Regions from separate parts of the Homo sapiens genome. Here all the other regions are linked to region 1. A link is a contact called in ENCODE Hi-C or POLR2A ChIA-PET data. All regions are on one chromosome and are shown on one strand. Each heading gives the region's core, a stretch centred on a gene start or an enhancer-like site at or near the end of the contact. The rest is flanking DNA. Distances are from core to core; before and after follow the strand shown. Region 1 holds the start of CRY2 (cryptochrome circadian regulator 2). Region 2 holds the start of MADD (MAP kinase activating death domain). Region 3 holds the start of FNBP4 (formin binding protein 4). Region 4 holds the start of TSPAN18 (tetraspanin 18).

Evidence for each region. Hi-C counts contacts between places; a loop is a spot of excess contacts on that map. ChIA-PET counts read pairs that join two places held with the same protein, here RNA polymerase II (POLR2A). Pooled maps may share reads with other maps.
Region 2: a loop to region 1 is called in a map of naive thymus-derived CD4-positive, alpha-beta T cell, with 16 times the contacts of the local background. The contact joins the promoter of MADD here to the promoter of CRY2 in region 1. A Hi-C loop is called at or near these places in 2 of 168 maps with a recorded cell type or tissue (CD4-positive, alpha-beta memory T cell and naive thymus-derived CD4-positive, alpha-beta T cell) and 8 of 50 pooled maps.
Region 3: a map of CD4-positive, alpha-beta T cell shows a loop between it and region 1 (8-fold over the local background). The contact joins the promoter of FNBP4 here to the promoter of CRY2 in region 1. A Hi-C loop is called at or near these places in 1 of 168 maps with a recorded cell type or tissue (CD4-positive, alpha-beta T cell), 1 of 37 single-sample maps with no recorded cell type and 14 of 50 pooled maps.
Region 4: a loop to region 1 is called in a pooled map, with 6 times the contacts of the local background. The contact joins the promoter of TSPAN18 here to the promoter of CRY2 in region 1. A Hi-C loop is called at or near these places in 4 of 50 pooled maps. POLR2A ChIA-PET finds 5 or more read pairs at or near these places in 2 of 52 experiments (K562 and naive thymus-derived CD4-positive, alpha-beta T cell).

What each region holds. Positions count from the first base shown.
Region 1 is chr11:45,846,167-45,849,124 of GRCh38, forward strand. CRY2 (cryptochrome circadian regulator 2) reads left to right here and starts at 1,309. Exons shown (of 12, transcript NM_021117.5): 1 at 1,309-1,539. The coding sequence starts at 1,325. RefSeq lists enhancers at 760-869, 920-969, 1,330-1,569, 1,500-2,021 and a silencer at 1,970-2,079.
Region 2 is chr11:47,268,780-47,271,479 of GRCh38, forward strand. It overlaps MADD (MAP kinase activating death domain), which reads left to right and starts at 1,354. Exons shown (of 37, transcript NM_001376571.1): 1 at 1,354-1,467. It overlaps NR1H3 (nuclear receptor subfamily 1 group H member 3), which reads left to right. Exons shown (of 10, transcript NM_005693.4): 10 at 1-254. MADD-AS1 (MADD antisense RNA 1) reads right to left here. Exons shown (of 3, transcript NR_120569.1): 2 at 2,300-2,362; 3 at 1,878-2,201. RefSeq lists enhancers at 536-645, 1,119-1,413 and silencers at 796-905, 1,116-1,645.
Region 3 is chr11:47,766,046-47,768,745 of GRCh38, forward strand. FNBP4 (formin binding protein 4) reads right to left here and starts at 1,296. Exons shown (of 17, transcript NM_015308.5): 1 at 1,024-1,296. The coding sequence starts at 1,243. RefSeq lists enhancers at 1-586, 381-440, 587-1,511 and a silencer at 701-1,310.
Region 4 is chr11:44,725,530-44,728,376 of GRCh38, forward strand. TSPAN18 (tetraspanin 18) reads left to right here and starts at 1,433. Exons shown (of 10, transcript NM_130783.5): 1 at 1,433-1,758. All of the region lies in intron 2 of TSPAN18-AS1 (TSPAN18 antisense RNA 1), which reads right to left. RefSeq lists enhancers at 1-821, 822-1,683, 1,050-1,219 and silencers at 1,410-1,559, 2,396-2,565.

The sequences.
Region 1 (2,958 bases), core at 59-2,558:
GAGCAAACTGGAGTTAGAAACAAAGATGGAAGAGGGAGTGTGATCTAGACTGCTGGAACAGCTCGTGAAAAGCCCTGGAAATGACAGAGAATGCCTAGGATTGCAGTGACACTGGTTTAGAGAGTGGTGCCAATTAATGCCACTAAATTGCAGACTAAATTACTAAATGCTTTCATCACTCTGTCCCAGGTCCAGGAAGGGTTCCAAGCATGGGCTCAACCTAGGGTCAAGTTGAAACAGACTGTTTTCCACCTGATAACCCCAAAGCTGCAGCTTGACTAAGCCGTCTTAGCCCAAGAGGGTTCCACCTGGCGTCCCAGAAGAATGGGGACAGTGTCCTCCACATCTCTGAACCCTACCCGGAATCCAGTACAGTGCTTTGCACACACTGGATCTACTAAACAGACTAAAAGAAAATAAATTCATCTGATGGCATAATTACTATCTCAATTCAAGTCCCCCACATTCCCAGTCCTTACTCCCAAATCCTCTACTGCTGCATATTAGGGCACTCCTTCCCCGTCCTTAGACTCTGCCACTTGGAATTACCAAGGATCTTCGCACAAAGAGAAGTATAGCTTCGTGGATAAAAGCAGAAATTTCGAAATCAGAATAATCTGGGTGAAATCCTCTTAGCAGCTTTATGATATTGAATAAGTCACTCAACCTGCGGCACCCTCCGTTTTCTTCATCTGTGAAACGAAAACAACAGCAGCTTTTTCACTGGGGTTCGCTAAATGAATGTAACTGGGCTGAGTTGAGAATAGTAAATGAGACCGTCTACGTAAGGAGATGATCATGTCTCTTGCCATATAAAGTGCACTTAATAAATGGCAGCTGTAGTAGAATGATGTAGATGGTGATGGTGACGATGTTGGTGATAATAGGAAGGTCAGCTGTCAGTCTTGCAAGTCACTGGCTGTAGTCACAGCAACCCCTACCAGCCCAGGCAGCTTCTTCTAGAAGCAGGCCCTGAACAGGACGTGGGTAAGAGATCCGCTGTCCCTTGAGACTTGGCCTACTCCCGGCACTCCGCGGACAGCCCCAGCCTGCGGACAGCCCCAGCCTGCGTCACTTGTCCGCATGCCAGCTCCACCCGGGCGGACCCACACATGGTAGGAACGTGAGGGGGCGGGCCTGTTCCGGCGCCTCTGGGCCAATCGCCAGGTGGAAGGCACTCAGCCAATGGCAGAGGGGCTCTGGGGCCCTGTGGGCGGGGACTAAGGGTGGAGTTGCGGCGTCATAGGTCACTGGGCGGGCTATGGGCGGGGTCCACGTCGCCTACCGGGGCGGAGCGGGGGTGGCTGGAGCAGTCTGGACAGTCATGGCGGCGACTGTGGCGACGGCGGCAGCTGTGGCCCCGGCGCCAGCGCCCGGCACGGACAGCGCCTCTTCGGTGCACTGGTTCCGCAAAGGGCTGCGACTCCACGACAACCCGGCGTTGCTGGCGGCCGTGCGCGGGGCGCGCTGCGTGCGCTGCGTTTACATTCTCGACCCGTGGTTCGCGGCCTCCTCCTCAGTCGGGATCAACCGATGGAGGTGAGGGGACCCGGGGCTGGGTGGCGGGGACGCAGCCAGGACCCTGACCCTGGGGTGACCGGCGAACAGCACGATCCCCCCAACCCCGCCACGGCTGGAAGGCCAGAGGGGAGAAGCCGAGACCGGGGAAGTAATTCGTCATGGTCCTAACGCGCCGGTGGGCCAGGGTTCAGCCTCTGACAAAGCGCGTTCGCACTGTTACCCCTTTGAGCCTCACAACTGCCTGTGGAACGGAGATCATGATCCCCGTTGTACAGATGAGACCCTTGAGCCCTGGAGACCCAAAGTCGACCTGCCCAAGGACTTGTAGCCAGTGAGTGGCAGAACAGGGGCTCCTGGTCTAGGGCTCTTACGGTCTACTCAGGGAGGGGCGGAAGGGAGATAACGTAGTGTGAGGGCGGGACGGGTTTTTGCTCGCATTCTTCAAGAGCCCGTTGCTGGGCTCGGGGAGATCACTCCGAAGCCTCTGGCTCGTTTGAATCCGCCCTACCACCCATCCTGGCTACCCTGCACCCAGACCGTCCTGCCTCTAGGGGTGTCAAGTGACCCTGGCTTAGCATTAAATAAGGTCTTCTCCCCTATATTATAAATAAAGAAGCCAAAGGCGTCTTCAGGTGGAGTCGCTTTATGTTCAAAGCTCCAGAGAATCCAGGGGATTCTCCAAAATGTTTTAAGCCCTGCTCTGGAGCTTTGACCTCGATAGAAAAATTTAAAAGAATCCAAAGTGTCACCCCGTCATCCTCTTGTCATGATTTTAGAGGACAGTAGAGCCATTAGAGATGAGACTTTTATGAACTGTTGTGGTAAGGTTAGGGAGCAGGAAAGCCATGATATCAAGGGCCCCTCTGATGACCCCCCAGGAGATGGAGTCGACATGATCATGGAAAAAGATGAACAGGTCGTTAGTGTATTTTCACTGTAAACAGTATTCAAACTAAAGAGTTTTGAGACATAATGTACCCATCGCTCTTCAGAACACCTAGTGGCAGTCGCTCGGTTTGTTTGCATTGTTCTGGGGAATGTTTGCTTGTGGCCTTGTTGCATCGATGGACAGGGTTATTTCCAGGATACCGTGGCTCTCGGCACACCATTCTTTTCTCTCCAAGGTGTGTGCCCTGCTAAGAGAGTGAGTGCTGCTAGCAGTGGGCCTGTTCAGTGTCCCCTCCTGCCCAGAAGGAACAACTAAGGAGTCCTGTGGAGAGCCTGCCCACAGTTTTCAGGCTGCCTTATTGCTCTGTCTCTGCTCCAGTTTTCTACAGATAGGAGGTTGGGTTTGACAAGCATCATCAAATGACCATCCCTAGTGTGCACATTAAGCCAAGCCTCAGACTTTGCCCTGCACCAGTCGGAGCCAGGCAAATGGAATCCGACTACCTTCTTGTTACATTGTCACAGAGTTTCTTCTTTTATTGGGTTTTG
Region 2 (2,700 bases), core at 104-2,603, 1.4 Mb after region 1:
AGGGCAAACATTCCTGGGAGCTGGGCAAGGAGATCCTCCCGTGGCATTAAAAGAGAGTCAAAGGGTTGCGAGTTTTGTGGCTACTGAGCAGTGGAGCCCTCGCTAACACTGTGCTGTGTCTGAAGATCATGCTGACCCCACAAACGGATGGGCCTGGGGGCCACTTTGCACAGGGTTCTCCAGAGCCCTGCCCATCCTGCCTCCACCACTTCCTGTTTTTCCCACAGGGCCCCAAGAAAAATTCTCCACTGTCACTCTGTGGTATGGCCATAAATGCCTCAGCGCCGCCTCACTGATAGGTCTGGTACTGTTTGAACAGGAAGATCAAAATGAATACAAAATGAGAGAAACCAATTTCTGGATTGGGGGTGGGGACACGGTAATAGAGGAGGAAGCCTGCGATCTTTAGGATCCGCCTCCAGGCCCAGAGGAGGGAGAGTCACAAATGACAGCCTTGGCCGTGAGAGGGGGCCTCTTCTTACTAACCCCCACTGCGCCATATGGGTAAATGGAATGCTGAGGCTTAGGCGCCCCCTTCCCCTGCTGGGATCCGGGTAGGATCCGGTTGCCTTTCTGCGGTGGAGGAGGAAGTGTTGGATTTCAGCGCTAAGGCGTCGGCGGTGCACCTCACGTGCATGTGTAGCATGCCTTGGTTTTTCCTTTGGCATCTGAAAAAGGCACAACCTGAAAGACCTAGAACCCAGTGTCGGTCCCCAGGCCCTTTGGGACAGGAAGAGAAGAGCCGTGTGGCCGCGGGGAGGATGTCCTGAGGCGGGGCTGTCCTCGCGGACTGACTGGACTCCATCTCCCAGCGGGCGCCGCGGCGCGGCCACGCCCCCCCACTCCCCGCGCGCGCCCGGTGGAGGTAACCGCGGCCGCGCGCCCCCCTCTGCCCCCGCTGCCCAGGATTGGTAGGCTCCACCGCTCGGCAGCCGGCTTCCCTGCTCGGACGCCGAGCACCGCCAAAGCGCGTGAGTGGGGGGTGGGGACTGGGGGATGGGGAGCCCGTCAGGAAGTCTCAGGGGCCGATTATCTTGGGAAGTGACTTTCAGAGGAATCCCCATGTCGTCGAAACGGGCGCTATGACCCCGTCGGGTGAGAGTCTCTCTGAGCAACCCAAACAGAAGGTACTGCTGTGGGTCCCCCACTTGGCACGCGACGGCGCTGGGTCGGCCTGGCGCGCCCTCCCGCGCCCACGGGCGCTAGGCTAGGTCTGTGCGCAGCCGCTGTCTCCCGAGGTCGGCCCCGCCCCGCGGCGCTCGGCTCGGTGCAGCCCCGGCCCCCCGGGCTGAATGGTACGGCCCCGGCCCCGGCCTCCCCCTCCGCACCCCGCGCGAGTGGTGCGTGCCCCCCAGTGCAGACGCGGAACTGGCGCCCGCTCGGAGCGGCGCCGCGCTGGGGAGCGACTGACGCCCCGCTGCCGGGGGACGTCGGGCTGGGCCTGGCCAGTCCCCCAGAGCTTGGGAGGTAGGAGAGTCTGGGCCGGTGGGGTCCTGGGCGAGCGTCTGGGGACTCCGAGCGGGAGACGGGCTCTGAGAGGACACCGTGGCTCTTGGAGGAAGGGGTCTCTCAGGAGGCCCTGGGGGAGTGTGAAGGGGCGTGGGGACGGGGGTCTGCCGAGGAGGGGCGGGGACGGGGATGGGGGCGCCCCGGGCAGAGGAGGGGGCTCAGGCTACTGGGCTTGGTTCCTGCCGAGCGGGCGGCTCGGGTTCAGGTTCGGGGCGGGGGCGGGGGCGGGGGAGAACTGTCCAGCAGGTGAGGGGGCGGGCAGAGCTGGCCAGCCCTGGGGCCGAACCCGCACAGCGCTTGGCGGGTGTGCTTGTGCGTGTGCGTGCTTGCGCCTTATTTTTGGCTAGAATTTGGAGAAACACGTTTGGTTCTCAAGAAATTTTTTTTTTAACTTGATATTTCAAAATTGACTTGCTGGAGAGAGAACACCATTTCATCTTTCTGCAATCGCTCTCCTCCCCATCCTCGTGTATCTACCTTCTTCCACCTTTCCCTGCCCTCCCCTCTACCCCAACCCTGCCAGCTGCCAGCCTCCTTGCTCCAGTTCTCCCATACGCTGGACCAGTCTGTGCTGATGAGCTTGCAAGGTCACTGCCTGGGGAGGTAGAGGAGGGGAGGAGAGCCTCCTGTTGTGTTCACGTCAGCAGAGATGTCATATCGCTCTCTGGTTCCTGTGGTTTTACTGTGAGATCCTGTCCAAAATGAGGGACGAATCCAAAGGGTTGGTTAGCATGGCTATTTCTGCTGAAAAGGCATAGATAACTTAAAAGTTTGTGAATCCTAAATCTACCTCTGGGTGGAGCTGATGGTGATGTCGGACTTCAGCAGATAGATATGCATTTTGAGCTGGATGCTTTTGGAATACAGGAAGATAGGAACCAGAGGCTCTACGTTAGTAAACATGGTTGAGGCAAGAGGCAGAGTCGGAGCCTCGTTGGTTGTGAAGACAAGAGTGTGAGTTGTGGGTGATGTTAGAGGATTTAGTCTTTAGAGGAGTTAAAGGTGTTAGTCTTTTTGGGGAGGGGAGAGAGGAGAGAATGAGAAGGAAAATCTTAGTTATCTTTGCAATCTGAATAACTGAAGGCAGTGGCTGCTGATCAGATGTGAACTCTGGCTAAAAATTTATCCTACCACCCGTAGCTAGAATAATAACAAGATCTCAGGGTCCTTGTGGCTCTGGAAGGAAATGAT
Region 3 (2,700 bases), core at 46-2,545, 1.9 Mb after region 1:
ATTATTAATACATCTGCATGGCCGGGCGCGATGGCTCTCGCCTGTAATGATCGCTTGAGCCCTGGAGTTCGAGACCAGCCCGGGAAACATGAACTCCGTCTCTACTGAAAATACAAAAATTAGCCGGGCATGGTGGCAGGGTCCTGTAGTCCCAGCTACCCAGGAGGCTAAGGCGGGAGGATCGCTTGAACCCGGGAGGTGGAGGTTGCAGTGAGCCCAAGATCGCGCCACTGCACTCCAGCCTGGGCGACAGATTGAGACATTGTCTCGAAAAAAACAAAACAAAACTCTTAAAAAGTTACATCTGCAATACTTACAAATACATACAAAAACAGTAAGTATTCTCCAGGCTATGATAGGACCTTTACAAGACACACCAAACACTGCTATTGCGGATTTTTTCCAATTAACGAACCAGCGTGATCTCTGAACATGTGAAACGGTCGCGGCTTCTCCGGCGCCTAGTCCTGGAGTCACTTTTAATCTAAGCACCACTCCAGTGAGAACCACACAAATACTTAGGAACCTACCAGCTCCATTTCTCCAGCAGTTCTGCTAGTGTGGGGATGCTTACTAGCTGGAATATTAAGAGCTTTTTCTAAACGTCTCTATCCCCGTTTCGACAAAACCGAAAGGAGGCAGATGACGTGTGGAAAGGCCTGGCCCACAGTCACAGGCCGCGCACGCGGAAACTCATCCTCACATCCACCCTCTGCGTTACCCAAAACCGACCCGGGGCGTTTGGGAGACTCAGGATGCCCGAACTTCGGTCATATTTCAAACGTTCCCGGGGCAAGCCCTGCACCACAGATGGCGCCTCGGGCTTGGCCCGGGCCGAGGGCGCAGAACTCGGCCTGGCCCTTCTGCGGCCCGGAGCCCAGGGCCGCCCCGCCTGCAGGCCCGCAGCAGGCAGGCCTCGGAAGCCGACCTCGCCCGCCTCCCTCGCCGGGTCTGGCCAGGCGCCGTGAGGAGCCTAGGCCGCAAGCCCTGAGCTCGAGTTCAGGTCCCCCCGCGCACCCTTGCCTTCTGAAGGCGAGTCGTCCGAGGCCGCGGCGGCAGTCACCGCGGTGGTGGTGGTCGTCGCCGCCGACGGGGCGGGCTGGCTGGGGACCGCCGCGGTTGAGTCCGGCTCAGTGTCGGGTTCCGGCTCCGGGTCCCGGCCCGGCGTGCTGCCCCGAGGACCCGGCGGAGAGAGTTGCAGGATGGGCCTACGGCCGGGTACCGCCCGGGACTTCTTCCCCATCGCGAGCCCAAGCGCGAGCAGAGAGCGTCGGGCGGCCGAGAGGGGCGGGCACTGGAGGCTGGGCGCTGGGCCCTGGGCGCTGCGACGCGTAATCAATATTCATACACCGTGACACCGCCTCCAGCCCGGATCCGCTTTCAACCAGCGGAGCACGCGCTTGCGCAAGCGCCTCGGACCCTTCGGCTCTTCTGGCTCCTCCTCACCAGGAGAAAGGGCGGGATTACCAACTGCGCTAGGCGATTGGCTGTTTTGACCCAGAGAAGGGACCGGTGGCCAATGGAAAAGGAAAAAGGGTGAGAGTCCAGCCAATAGTGCGGTAGGGCCTGAATTAGAACGACTTCCCCACTTCCGTCGGGTTCCACCCATGCGCTTTCCCCAAGCCTTTTCTTTGCCTACTTGTCCTCCATCTTGTGGCTATTCTCGGCCTAGAGTTTCATGTTGTCTGTCTTCTAGAAAGGTGTGCTGCTGGGCCCAGCTCACTCACGCCTGTAATCTCAACACTTTGGGAGGCCGAGGCGGGTGGATCACGAGGTCAGGAGTTCAAGACCAGCTTGTCCAAGATGGTGAAACCCCGTCTCTACTAAAAATACAAAAGATTTAGTCGGGCGCGGTGGCAGGCGCCTGTAATCCTAGCTAGTCGGGAGACTGAGGCAGGCGAATCGCATGAACCCGGCGGCAAAGGTTACAGTGAGCCGAGATCGCGCCACTGCACCCCACCCTGGGTGACAGAGTGAGACTGTCTCAAGAAAAAAAAGAAAGGTGTGCTGTTTTCTGAGCCCTTCCCCACGTTTCGCCCGGATTATTGTGGCTTACTTTGGGTATAGCATTGAACATTAAATGGGACAGTGGGTCTTTTACGCTTTTGTAATTTCCTGCAGCACACAAATAGATGTCTCATATTTTCTCGCTTATTAGCTGGGAAAAATCACGAGATACTCCACTACCTACAAGGAAAAAGCCTAAAATTGTTGGGATGGCATACAGGAACCTTACCAGTTTTGTACTACTATCGTCAACATGCTTTAATTTACCCTTGCTTTAACACTGCCCCCTCTCCCGTCTCCTGCCTCTGGAGCCCGCCACTTGGAGCATCACCTCCCTCACTTTTCCTTTGCACTGACTGGAATAATTACTGCATCACATGATGAAAGTCTTTTATTGTTTCATCAGGGCGCAATGCAGACGCAGTGCAGGCGTGACCTCTCCTGCCCAGCCTCTCCCTGGCACTTGACATCCTGTTGACATCCGTCTCCCCTCTAAACTAAGGAATGCGAGTGGTATTTATTTTTATATCCGCAGCAGCTCAGTTCCCACTAAAAATATCTAATACTTACTGAGCTCTATGTGTCAGTCACCAAGCACTTTACACGTAGAATTGCATTTGATCTTTTAAAATGATTATTTCTAATTTTATTTTTAAACGTGTCTTGCTCTGTCATCCAGGTTGGAGTAACGTG
Region 4 (2,847 bases), core at 183-2,682, 1.1 Mb before region 1:
TGGTGGCTGGGTGCAGTGGCTACGTCTGTCATCTCAGCACTTTGGGAGACTGAGGTGGGAGGATCACTTGAGGCCAGGAATTGGAGACCAGCCTGGGCAACATGGTAAGAGTCCAGCTCTACAAAACACACACGCACACACACACACACACACACACACACACACACACACACACCAAAAACAACAGAAAACATTAGCCAGGCATGATGGCACATGCCTCTGGTCCCAGCTACTCGAGGGGGCTGAGTTGGAAGGATTGGATTGCTTGAGCCCAGGAGGTCGAGCCTACAGTAAGCCGTGCAGGAGGTCGGGCTACAGTGAGCTGTGCTTGTTGACCAGGCTTGTCCAGCCTGGTCAGCAGAGCGAGACCTTGTCTCAAAAACAAAACAAAAACAAAACAAGAAGATCCCCCTCCCCCCAAACTCTGCCCAGTGGCCTGACTACCAACATCCATATACAAGACAGGAGTAGGGTCAACTCCTTCCTATCAGTCACCCCTTAGTGAGAATCAGCTGGCCAAGGGGCCTCCTGCAGAGCTGATGTGTGCTTGAATGCCTAGGGCCCACGGGGATGGGGTGTGGAAGCTTCAAGCTGGGACTCAAAACAGAGTTGCCAAGGGAAGAGGAGTGGGCGACCCGAGCCCCTGTCATCAGTACTTTCACTTGGGCTGTCAGTTTTGATCTGCTTGCTTGTCCGTTTTGTCTGGGGCAGGGTCGGGTAGTTGTTTAGAGGAGGCTCAGAGGTTAAAAGTCTCAGGCAAGTCATGTCAGGGGTTGGGAGCCAGTGCTGCTGTGGCAGCAGTACAGAGAAGAAAAGATAAGCTCCCCAGCCCCGCAAGAACCTCAGCCCTGAGGCCGGAGACACAGATCTGGCCCCTTGCAATCAAGTCATTTGCATCTGACCTGGGGTCAGGCCCCTCCATGCAGGAAGTCCCCTTTCTTATCTGCAAGTCAGAGGAGGGTGAGTTCCCCAGGCTTTCAACAGGTACTTCCCCCGGCAGCGGGAAGCCCAGGAGCCCGATCAGGACCGAGGATCTCACCCCAACCCCTGCGTTTGGGCCCCGGGGTCAGCTGAAAGTTCCCCTGGAATAAACACTTCGGGTCCAGCATGCCCCTCTCCCCACTCCCGCAACGATCTTCCGAATTCAGACGCAGAGAGGGCCCGCGAGCAGAGCGGGAGGTGGTCGGAGGCGGAGGAAGGGGAGATGGGCAGAGGGTGGGCCCAGGGACCCCCAGACAAGGCCTGGACGCGGGGTTGGAGGAGGAGGCGGAGGCTGGCGGGAGGCGAGGGGCAGCCCGCAGAGGAGACGCGCTTCTCGGCAGCAACGGCGTCTGGAGCCGGGAGGGGCGGAGGTTTGGGGAGGGGGAGGGAGGGCGGGGGAGGGGAGGGACGGACGGCGGCGGAGGTGGGGCCGGCGGGCTGGCGGGCGTGCAGCTGCCGCCGGCGTCGCGGGGCTCCAGGCTGCGGGGCGGACGTAGCGCCGAGCGATCCACCGCGGAGCCGCGCGAGGCCGCCCGAGCCCCAGCCCCGGCCCCGGCCCCAGCCCCGGCCCCGGCCCCGGCCCCGGCCCCGGCCCCGGTCCCGGCCCCGAGCCCCGAGCGAGCGCCGCCGCCTCGCGCTGCGGGTCCCCGGACGCGCCGCCACCGCCGGGAAGGCAGCCGGCGCCGGGCAAGTTGCGAGCGCGCCCCTCCGACCAGGAAAGTTTCCCCCCGGCCGCCGGCGGGATTTGGCGCGGGGTCCGGCAGCCGCCGCTGGAAGGTATGGGGCTCCGCACCTCCGTGCCCTCCGCACGCCGCCGCCGCGCCCCCGGGGACCTGGGGACCCCCCCGCGCGCCGCCCCGGGGGTGCTGCTGGACGCGGCGGGGAATTGGGGTGGAGTAGGGATCCCAGGACGGAAGCCCGGCAACCAAGTTCCACTCAAACTAGCACGCGGGGGCTGGGGGGCCGGGGACGGTCTCCACCCCGTGCCTGCCCGGAGTCCGCTGAGGGCCGGGGGCTGCGCCCAGGACAGGTGCAGAGCCGGTGGGCTCCCAGTGCTCCGGGTGGAGGAGTGGGGGCTTCTGGAGAACGGCGCGGGGTGGCAGGTGTGGTTACAAGGTTCGGGGTTTCGGCCAGGGCTGCGCCCGGAAAGGGGCTGCTCGCCACGCCACCCGGTAAGACAGTGAGGGACCAGGGACTGGGAGCGGCGATCGGGGCCGGGAGGGCTGTGGGGCCCGGCAGCTGCATGGAGGGCGGGCTGCCTTTGGGGTCCCTGGCAGCGGGGCGGGGCGGGGCGGAGGCGCCACTCGTTCCTCCAGGACCCCCCTTATTCCTTAGGTGTGTGCGGTTTGGGGAAGTGGAGACTCCATGGAGTGCTGGGTGGGTGGGAGGCTCGGGCACGTCCAGATTTAGGGGGCAGTGGGAGCCAGTTGGGACGGTGCTCGGCTCGGGTGGGATCGCGCCGGCTCCGGGTCCTGCTGGAGTGAGGTGACTGGGCTCCCGCCAGGGGGCGCACTGCCCCGGCCCTCGCCAGCAGGAAGCGCGTTCTGGCTCCTGCGAGGCAACCGCGCCGACATCCAGGACGCAGGGACCACAGACACCCAACTTACGCGGGGTCCCGCCCCGAGGAGCCCGCCCTACACTAGCCAGACGGGGGAGCGGGACCAAGAGTGAGGCGAAAGGTTCACAGTTATAACTGCGCCGTGGGCTGGAAAGGCTAGGAGTCAGGATGTGATTTTTCTCGGGAAGGCTGCCAGGGCAAATGGATGAGTAAGAAATTTACCCCCAGAAAAAGATGTAAGAAACTACAACTGCGAATTGGTGCAGAGAGAGTGGGTTGGGGAATTAACTTTTTGACGGTTTTTGGAG